2 separate regions of the Mus musculus genome follow, and region 2 is linked to region 1. A link is a loop called in an ENCODE intact Hi-C map of the cell type or tissue named here. Cell type or tissue: left cerebral cortex. All regions are shown on one strand. Each heading gives the region's core, and the rest is flanking DNA. Links, peaks and the distances in the headings are about the cores only.

Evidence for each region. Hi-C counts contacts between places; a loop is a spot of excess contacts. Peaks named below come from ENCODE experiments on the same cell type or tissue, not always from the same donor. Only the 100,000 strongest peaks of a DNase experiment are listed, where the experiment ranks them.
Region 2: it touches region 1 in a loop (2.8-fold over the local background); 5 of 42 quality-filtered maps call a loop at or near these places.

Annotation. Positions count from the first base shown.
Region 1 is chr17:15,766,376-15,771,757 of GRCm38, reverse strand. It overlaps Chd1 (chromodomain helicase DNA binding protein 1), which reads right to left. Exons shown (of 36, transcript NM_007690.3): 33 at 5,331-5,382; 34 at 4,254-4,308; 35 at 2,982-3,192; 36 at 1-1,780. The coding sequence ends at 1,435. Among named protein-coding and RNA genes, the nearest start is that of Rgmb, 62 kb to the left of the region's middle. In left cerebral cortex, for the core only: no CTCF peak of the experiment used is centred there; DNase peaks (open chromatin) are centred at 163 and 2,292.
Region 2 is chr17:15,515,944-15,521,325 of GRCm38, reverse strand. Tbp (TATA box binding protein) reads right to left here. Exons shown (of 8, transcript NM_013684.3): 8 at 3,899-4,622. The coding sequence ends at 4,543. Among named protein-coding and RNA genes, the nearest start is that of Pdcd2, 8.7 kb to the left of the region's middle. In left cerebral cortex, for the core only: a CTCF peak has its summit at 2,908; no DNase peak of the experiment used is centred there.

The DNA of each region.
Region 1 (5,382 bases), core at 150-5,149:
CCAAAATTCCCACTGAATATAAGGAGAAACGAGGTGACGAGTAAGACATCCTAGAGGAATGTCTACAGGAAGCCGAGACTGCTAGAATCTGTTTTACTTCATAGAAGACTGATTCATCTATACAGACGTAGGCAGTTTTAGGATTACATATCAACAGTTCTCAGTTGCTGACCAAAATACCTTTCTTTCTGGCAGCTGTTACTTAAAGCAAAGATTAAATGCTCGTGGAAACAAGAATGCAGCAGAAAACTACAGGAGCCCACATATCCTTTTTCTTAAAATTTAATTTGTCATATATAAGGTTTTTATATACAATCAGTGTGTACTGTAACAGTTTTTATATTAAAGCCAATCAAGTTTACCTCAAATGTTAACCTGGCTGCATAGCACGTTTGACATTATTGCCCACATGAAAGGGAAAAGCAATGCATTTACAAGAACGTTTGGCCGTTTGGATTTTAAGTGTTCATACACCTACCACCCTTTCAACCCAATGCACTGGGGACTCTCCCAGAGCACCGAGTTTGTCTCACATGTAACCCTCGCCACTGCTTCTGTAAAACTACAAACACAATATTGACTTTAAAAAGGAGGGGCAAAACATGTATCTAATAAAAATACTCAATATAAAAAGGACTAAAAGAAATAAGTGGCCCCTTTCCCCATTTTTACATTCTAAACAATGATTCCATCAAGACAAATCATTAAAAAGTGTTATTACACTGATTTTTTTTTTTAATAAGAAGGCCTGAGTTGGTAGGGAAAGGAACAGTCAAAAGAAGCCTGAGAAGGGCAGGGCAGGGCAGCTCATTTAATCCATTTACAATAATTTACAGCCATCTTCTTCTGTAAAAAGGCATAATAATAATCACAGACAGGAAATTCCCGGCTATATTACAAACTTAAGTACAGGATTTAAATATTCAAGCTTGTGATGGGAGCGGCAAGGTGGTCGCAGTGTACAATGTAAACAAGTAGCTTTGGAAAGTGAACAAAGTCCTTGAGTGATTTTTCTTTATTAAGAAAAGACCTCTCTTTTATTCCTTCCTGAAACATGATCACAGGTCAGAGTAAAGTTCATATACAAACATAATTTAAATGGAGTCAGTCTAAAATCACTGACATAAAAACAGTTTTATACAGCCTACACGGGAGGGCAGTGCTGAGGTCCCTGGCATAGTAAACATTTTCCATTTCTTTAAAAAAAGAAAAAAAAGGTACTGCAGTATCGCAGTACAGTGCAGCATAATCCTTAAATATAAAAATATTTTCTCTTCTGTTGGGATAATAGACCTTGCGTCCTGGAGAGAAGTAACAATACTGCTACTGACAGAAGAGCTGTTTGAATCTTTCAAGTCATGTAAGGCAATTACTGTGTTGGTTTATGATCTATGGCTAAAACAAAGTCCCGGAAGACAAACTCATGAGCTTCTGTCATGTCTTCCGACTACTCCAGGTGTGTTCAGGCGTACTTCTGTGTTCAGCTGAATGTTCAAATGGGGACCTGGAGCCATATGGAGACCTCTGATCTAAAGGTGACCTAGGGCCACTGCTGGCAGCTCGGTGGTCCAACTGCCAATCTGAGAGATACCGATAATCCCTGGAGGATTTATGATGTGTGTGCTCGGAGCTTGAGCGATGGTCTGAGTGCATTCGATGGTCCGAGTGAGATCGGTGGTCAGAGTGACACCTGTCCTTTAAGCCTCCTTCCAAACTTGGCCTGTGCTCTCGACTCCTGTGGTCATCCAGTTTTCTGTGTTTCTCTCGGTCACTATAGTACCTAATGAAAGAGAAATTTAGACTCTTAGTCAAATTAGTAAGTTAAAATTCCCAAATAAAACCATACATACAGAAAAGTATAGCTACTTTAACATGTATTTTAATCATGCAGAAGCTCACAGTTTCCTGAAAGTAGCTGAGAACCACTTCTCTGTGCAACACAGAGCCACCTCACACAGCTGCTGAAATCACTAGGAATCTCTATACAAATTCTGGCTCACAAGTCTGGATAGAGGCACACAAAGCTCCCTGAACGTATTTGTACCTCACTAAGAAATCTCGTGGATCAGTGGAGCTCAGTGTGAGATGCACAGAAATAACCCCAGCTATGCACTTTCCCCTGGAAACTGAAGCCCTTTACAAACCTCTTGGAGGAAAACCTAGAATGCCAGAATGTAGTCTGAAAACTCATAAAAAGAAACTTCTCAGTAGTTGGCGATGTCAAACATTTTTTCATCAACTAGTTATGTAATGAGTCAACACACATGCAATCTGGCAGCTGAACAAGAAGTCTCTACATATTTGCCTTTTCAAATAAAATGCTCCGATTAGACAAAGATTCTTGTCACAAACACTTTCTCGTGAAATTACTGGTATATGTAGTTACAGATATAGCTTTTCTGTTTACACCATCTCTAACAAAAAGCCTTTCTATAATGAGTGCTTATACAGCGATGGCTGTGAGCACCACTGAACCACAGAGCCCCATGGGGCTTCTCCACTCGGTTGAGCAACTCAGAGCAGCACCTGCAGGTCCTCCATTTATTTCTGACTTTTACTTATCAATTGTCTGAGTTTAATTGTAGCAATGGTTTCAAATTAGCAAGGAAACTCTTTAAGCAATAAAGGAATAAAATATATTTTGACTTAATATAGGTTCTCCCTCCTAAGAATTTCAGTATCCAATGCAGAATTCTCTCCATAAAAAGCCTGTACTTCCACCAACAAGCTGCACTATTTAAAATGACAAAACTTTTAAAACTCATTGCATATTCTGATGTCAATTTACTACTTCAAAACCATTTTGGAGAAAAATTTATAAACATTAACATGAAAAGTACTATCTTTTTTTGTTGATATATAAAAAATGCTTGATCTATTCTCATGAAAATGGCATAGGTCTATCCCAAATGTAGGAAATGTACTTAACAAGAGAAGGATGAGAGAAGGTAAATGTTTAAGCCACTCGCTCTCCAGCTCACCTGCTGTCTTGCCTGTAGTGATCCCACTCGCGGTGGTCTTTGCCATTGCTAAATGAGGAGTAGGGTCTCTTCCGAGAGTCACTCTTTTTATAAGAATCTCCCTGATGGCGGTCCTTGTGATGATCATGGTACTGAGATAAGTGTCTGTCAGAAGAATAGCTGTCCCTGCTACTGTCATCATGATTTGTATTCTCTTTTAACCTTTCCATATCTATTAGATAAATAAGTGAAACTTCATTAATACAAATAATAACAGTAACTCCTGCCCAAACAAAATCAATTCTCAAACACAAAAGCATTTAAAGGGTTTTGCAGGTAAGTGTCGGTACCATCCCTCATCAAAGCTTCTTTATAGCAAGTAGAGACCATCACAGAAAACTCCAACTGGACCCTGAAAAGCTCAGCTCCAAGGACAGATCCATGTCACAGCTCCTGTGTCTGTGACTGAGAGAACACTGCAGAGACGGAGGTGGGAAAGCCAAAGGACTAGGAAGTCTGTCTCTCCTAGAAATTACTGCCACACTAAGATCAGAGCAATGGTGTTATCAATGGACATATTAATATGGAAGGGGAAATTTTACAGAGTCCTAGTCCTCAAAAGAGAACTATGGGCAAACTAATGACTTCTTGACTGAGAACTTTTAGCCTCTCTCTCCCAGGGATAAGCCAAACCACATGCAAACAAACAAACAAGACTCAGGTTCTATTTATGTGCGCATGCATACGCACACACCCCTAAAGTACAGACAGGTTAGAGGGAAGAAAATGACCTGATTCTCTTTCTGTTAATAGTCGTTTCTCAGTACTTTGAACAAGAATAACTTTTTAAAAATTGATTTAAGAAACGAAACAGGGGCTAGGGAGCTACATATCTTACAGAATAAATGTGTTTACTGCGCATTCCTGAGTTCCCGAGCTCAGATCCCAGCACCCACATAACAAGCCTGACCAAGCTCCAAGGAAGCAAAGAACAGAGGATTTCTAACACTTGCTAGATAGAATGCAGACTGCAAACCTATGGGCCTCAAGCTCTAAGTACCATGTAGAAAAGCATATGAAGGGCGTTCAAAACCCTCGCTAGCCTGTGTTCTCACACAGGCACATGTGACCACACGCACACCCTTACCTGTGCTCTCACACAGGCACATGTGACCACACGCACACCCACCTGCACACAAAAAATAAATCTACAAAAATGAAGCCAACGCACACCATCGGGGAAAAAGAAATGAAAGGAAAAGAAAAGAAAGAAAAAACTTCTTAAAAGTTTACCTGGATTCCTAATCACATGAGTGGTAGCAACATTGCTATTCTGGTCACTGTTTTGCTAAAATAAAATGCACAAGTATTAGACATGTTTAAGTAATCTAAGTAGCCTAAACTACTCTGATAGAATGGGGGGTGGAGGGGGAGCGGCTTAAGAAAATCCTCATGTTGAATTAAGATCTTCAAATACCAAGCATATATAAATATAAAATATACAAGTATCTTTAAACAAAACAATTTCCTCCATGTTTTTAAAAACTGACTTTGAATTAATTTTAGACTTGACAAAGAAGATGATGAAAACCATGTGCCGGTCTCATATGCTCATCAGCCACCCACCAATGTGAAATCATACCCAATACACTCTCAGCTCAATCGTGTTCCAATCAGATCTCTCCTATGTCCCTAGAAGCCAGGCTAAAGCCTACATGTCAGCTAGCCATTATGTCTCTGTGGCAGTCTTTCCTTTGATAACTTTTCTTTTGTTTTTCGAGACAGGGTTTCTCTGTATAGCCCTGGCTGTCCTGGAACTCACTCTGTAGACCAGGCTGGCCTCAAACTCAGAAATCCACCTGCCTCTGCCTCCCGAGTGCTGGGATTAAAGGCATGCGCCACCACGCCTGGCTCATTTTTATGAGTCTTATTCAGTACTTTTATTGAGAATCCCTCTAATGCAGTTTGTCTGAAATGTTCCCATGGCTAGATTCAAATCCTATACTATTGGTGACACCATCACAGCTGGAACATGTTTCTCTGCACTGTAGCCGACGTCTTCATGTTCTGGTTTGTTGTGATTACTTAAGGTAATGTCAAACAGTTTCTCTTTTCATGTGAATATCCTGCTCCTTTTATAATTATTATCCATGAGACCAATATAATATCCTGCTTCCTTGCCCACTGATCTAGGCTTATGGATTTATGCTTTGGACTATTATTTTATGGGATTAACTCCAATGGTATTTGATTTAATTTATTCATTACCTCTATTTTATTAACTAAATTCTCCATTTATTTCTAAATAATAAAGAATATGTATGGTGTTAATGATATAATTTAAAGAATAAAATATTATATACCAATTACCTGAGATTCTTGTCGTTTTTTAATAGCATGCTTATATAATTTATGTAATTTC
Region 2 (5,382 bases), core at 181-5,180, 250 kb after region 1:
CTTCTTCCACTGTGTGGGTCCCAAGGATCAAACTCGCTTTGTCTGGTACAGAACAAAGAGACACTGAGCTTTGTTAGACTAAGTAGAATAAAGGAGAAGCCAGTAAAGTAGAAGTACCAGGGCAATGGTATGAATAGTACATAGACACCAAGAGGGGGTAAACTAACGTTATTTATTGATTTTCATGGCATGTTAGTTTTATAGAAATACTCATGTGTGTGAAGAAAAAAATCTGCCAGAGAGATGGCTCAGCTGTTTGATATTATTACTGTCACTTTAAGTCTATTTATGTTTTGCCTGAATGTGTGAGCACCACAAAGTACCTGGTACTTTCAGAGGCCAGATGATGCTGGGTTCTGTGGAAGTTAGATACTTGTGAGCAGCTGGGTGAATACTGAGAATCAAACCTGGGTCTTCTGCAAAAATAGCTTGGGCTCAGTTAATCTCCCAGCCAGCTCTAGCTCAGCTAGGTAATAGTGCTTGCTACTCTTCCGAAGGACCCAAGTCCAGTTCCTAGCATTCACATCAGGAAGCGCACAACTACCTGTAATAGCCAGCTCCAGAGGATCTGATGCCCTTTTTCTGGCCCCTGTGGGCATGCATGCATATGTGGCATAACCCCCAGATACACAAACAGAAAATAAAGTCTTAAGAGTATCTGGAAAGGGAAGCTTTACAGATATGTTTCCTATAAACCTGCACAGCATTTCCCCACCTCTACATTTACACAGTTAAAGAGGTATGTAGGTAAAACTGAAGTAGACAAATTCTGTCTGGTACAGAACAAAGAGACACTGAGCTTTGTTAGACTAAGTAGGATAAAGGAGAAGCCAGTAAAGTAGAAGTACCAGGGATGGCCGGAGCCTGGATTTGAGGCCCGACTTCAGCACTGACTTTGAAAAGCTAGGGAACCTGCTTATAGAAGATTGATAAACTAGACCCTTGTCTTCCCTTTGTACAGACTGTCTTCACAGGTTGACAGAGGAAAGTGAAGAGAGAAGAAACTGGCCCTGGAAGCAGTAACCTGAGTAGAGTGGGCCTGAGCCATCTTTCAGGTGTGGGGTATTCCATAGGATACACTGCCAAGCAATGACTAAATCTTAAAAGGTTAATGGTCTTTCCAGTTGTCACTCAAAAGTGAATTCTCAACATCAGAGATCTACACCAAGACAAACCTGAACAGAGCTGTTGTATCATGTTACCCTAGCATTCTTGTTCACTCTGAATTTTAAGAGGCCACATCACACTCTACTACCATTGACTTTCTGACTACAGCACATTACACAAAGTCCTGGCCTATGAGTTCATACCACCTACGTGTACATTAAGATATATGGGATCATTTAGAGATTCCTATGAGGAACCAGGCTACTTTTAAGGGGGAAATGCTGTTCATTTTAACTTGAAGCTAAATCAGTAAGAACCACGTAGAACTAGTATCATAGTCCATAGCTGTGGAAGGAATTTACAGCAATTAGTGGCAAACATGTAGAAACTGACTCAGGAAAAAGACTCAGACAGAGGTGTGAGTGTGGCTTCACATCCCAAATGACCAGCAATGCTGTCTGCTCAGAATGTATTACAGAAAGTTCTAAATGCCAAGGGCTTTAAAAGTAAATGCACTAAGGCATTTATAAACGGCAAGGGCTATTTGAGGATATCTCTAGGCAGTGTGGACGTGAATGTACCCAGCTAGGCACTCACTTGATTACATCTGGGTCAATCTTGGAAGTCCACAGATTCAAGGCTAAGTGCCTGATCAGTCTGGGCTAAGTGGTTGCAAGATCCCTTCTCACTTTAAACCACTGTCTTGGTTTGTTTTGTCAACTCGACAGAGCTAGACATAAACGGGGAGAGGGAATCTTGAGAACAGGCTCTGTAAGACTGGCCTGTAAGCAAGTCTGGGGGGTGGGGGTGGGGGCTATTGACTGATGTTGGCAAGCCCAAATCAATGTGTGGGTGGTGCCACCCCTGGGAGTATAAGAAAGCAGGCTGAGCAGGCCAGTAAGCAGCATTCTCTCATACACTATAACTATATGCTGAAATAAGCCCTTTCCTCCACAAAAGTTGCTTTTGGTCATGGTATTTTATCACAATAAAAGAAACTCTAAGATAATCACATTCTCGAAAAGTCTGCTTCATGTGTAATCTAGGTACAGTACACATAACATTCTAGTACATGCTAAGGGCTTTACTCTGGATGTAGGCAAGCATGAGATCCTGTGTTCTATCCCCAGTAAGGATAAAAGGATATGCATAATACAGAACCAGTTTAATGGAGACCTTGGTGAGCTCTAGTGGCTTATAATTCCAGCTACTTGAAAGAGTAAGGCAGAATCACTGAGTTCATGGCCACCTGGGTTATACAACCCAAACCACAACATCCTGTCTCAAACAAAAAACAGAAAGAAAGAAAACAAGCAAGGTACATACATTAAAGCCCCGGCCATTGAAATACTGAAAATACCAGAAAGAAAAAACAGAATTACTACTTATCAACCATTACATGCCTAGAACTTAGTGTTCAAATGCAATCAACTCTTAATAGTAGTTAAACAAATAGGGCTGGAGAGATGGCTCAGTGGTTAAAAGCACTGACTGCTCTTCCAGAGGTCCTGAGTTCAATTCCCAGCAACTACTTGGTGGCTCACAACCATCTGTAATGACATCCAATGCCCTCTTCTGGTGTCTCTGAAGAGTAACAGTGTACTCACATAAAATAAATAAATCTTAAAAAAAAAAAAAAGGGTACTTTGTACACTTTTGGGGGGGCTATTGAAGTCTAGTATTGATTTGTCAAAATTTAAGTCACATAAACTGTCTATAATACAGAAATCCCTCTTGTAAAAGTATACTATAGGAATCTATGTACGTATTCAAAACACACATACAAGAATACCTGGTCCAACACTGTACAGCACTGTGCACTGCCATCACTAGGGGAGCTGTTCAAATCAAGGTATCTAGGACATTGCAGATGCAATGTCTTATAATGCAATGTAAGTATAGCTGATACACTGACTGCAAAAGTCACAAGAAAACGTATGTTTCGGTATTTTTCCAAAATACAGCAGCCCCAAAGGACGGATTTGCACGTTAAAAATTAGAGAAGCAAAACAGCTGGTAACTTTAACATCCTAGTCCACCACCTCACCACACTTCACAAGTCAGCAAGGTGAGACCCACCCCCCACTCACCCAGTCCACGGTTCCTTCCCACACTTTGTCCTGAGTGACAGGATAGTTGGCTAGGTGACAGATAGTAGTACTAAGGACAAAACCTTATCCTCCCGGCTGCTGGCACTCAGTGGCGCTCTTCTCAGTCTTGTTATCTCAGACAGGACCCTAGTAACCCTAAAGGCCTGCTGCCACCATCAGGCATACTGGAGAGTGCAGGCATAATATAGCGGAAGATGAAGACACCCACTCACTAATCTGGACGTTACCCTGGGGAAACAGGAAAGGCTGGGAAGAAAAAGACTTCCTTCTGATTACACATACTTGGAACTGTGCAAAATGTACTTTTAGAATTTAAAAGGACAGAATGCTCTCCAAAACAACTCAAGGCTTTAGAAGTGTCCACCTGGTATTTCAAGAGAAAACAGCCATGACAAAAATATAATACGAGAGAATTAGCTATCTGTGGATAGGGCATCAACTTGTATACTTGAATTACTAACTTACCCTCTGTCTCTTACTAGCTATGGAACCTTGGACAAGGCTTTGGCAAAGGCTGAAAAAGGAACAAAACAACTAATTTGTTAAAAATCCCAGACACGGTGGGCAATCTAGGAGACAAGAGGGTGTTCAATGGGAGTCATAAAATCAGCGGCGTGTCCATTCTTACTGCGACAGACAATAAATGTTAACCAAAAATCAAACAGACAAGCAAACAAAACAATGGTCTCAGGCATTATATCTAAAATAAATTTCTTTGACAGTATGATCACATGACTTACAAGGTATCATTTATAACAAAAATCTAACAATTTACAAGCTGCGTTTTTGTGCAGAGTACTCTGAAGAAAGAAAAGTATGTACAGCCATTGTTTTGATTAATACAACTATTCAGTCCTGCAATACTGGGAAGGCGGAATGTATCTGGCACAAAAATAACTCCTAAGAGTTACAAACTAGAAAAACAACACTTTTAAAAAAGATTTTTACTTTTCTGGTAGAAATATAAAAACTGGCTTGTGTGGGAAAGATTAAAATGAAAAGTCCAATTGTACAGGTGGCTTGAACACTTAAAGTTCTGTCCCTTAAACCAACAATCACCAACAGCAGTGTTTAAAATCTAAATATAAATAAATGGGCAGTGCCGCCCAAGTAGCAGCACAGAGCAAGCAACTCACAGTAGTGCTGCAGGGTGATTTCAGTGCAGAGGGGGAACCTTTCTAGTATCCTGCAGTAGGACACACAGTGTCACTTCATGCTGCCACCTGTAACTGAGTGTCCTCACCAACTGTACCATCAGTGGTACCAAAACTGACTGGTTTTAAAAAACACGTGGATAGGGAAGGCAGGAGAACATGGCAGACAACTATGTGGTCTTCCTGAATCCCTTTAAGATGGGGTAGATGTTTTCAAATGCTTCATAAATCTCTGCTCTAACTTTAGCACCTACAAAGACACATGGAACAGAAATGAGATGGTTAAGAAGTAGCATCATTACCTTAAAACATAAATACAGTTCTCTCTATACCTAGTTAAGACAAACAAATGGTGGAATCCCCTTATCACCATCCTAGCTGTACCCACTATTCTACCCCCTTTTTTTGAGACAGGGTTTCTCTATGTAGCTCTGGCTCTCCTGGAACTTGCATAGACCATGCCTCTGCCTATGAATTACTAGGATTAAGGGCCATGCCCAGCTAGCTCTCCAGCTATGTTTTTAGAACAGTATTTTCTAAGTGTTTTAAAAAGTGATACACGGGCTGGTGAGATGGCTCAGTGGGTAAGAGCACCCGACTGCTCTTCCGAAGGTCCGGAGTTCAAATCCCAGCAACCACATGGTGGCTCACAACCATCTGTAACAAGATCTGACGCCCTCTTCTGGAGTGTCTGAAGACAGCTACAGTGTACTTACATATAATAAATAAATAAATCTTTAAAAAAAAAAAAAAGTGATACACTTAGCGACTTTTAAACACCCTAGACCATCATTTCCTCACTATATAGTTGGTCTGAGATCAGGATCCACAAGTCAGCAAGACAATATCTACTTCCTACTCTAGTTCCTTCCCATACTTGGACCTGAGTGACATGGTATCTGACAAGCACTGAGGACTGAAATCTTATTCTCCCAACTGTTGGTATTCAATTGAGCTCTTCTCAGTCTTGTAATCATACTCTACTAACCCCCAAGGTGCAAGGGCCAACT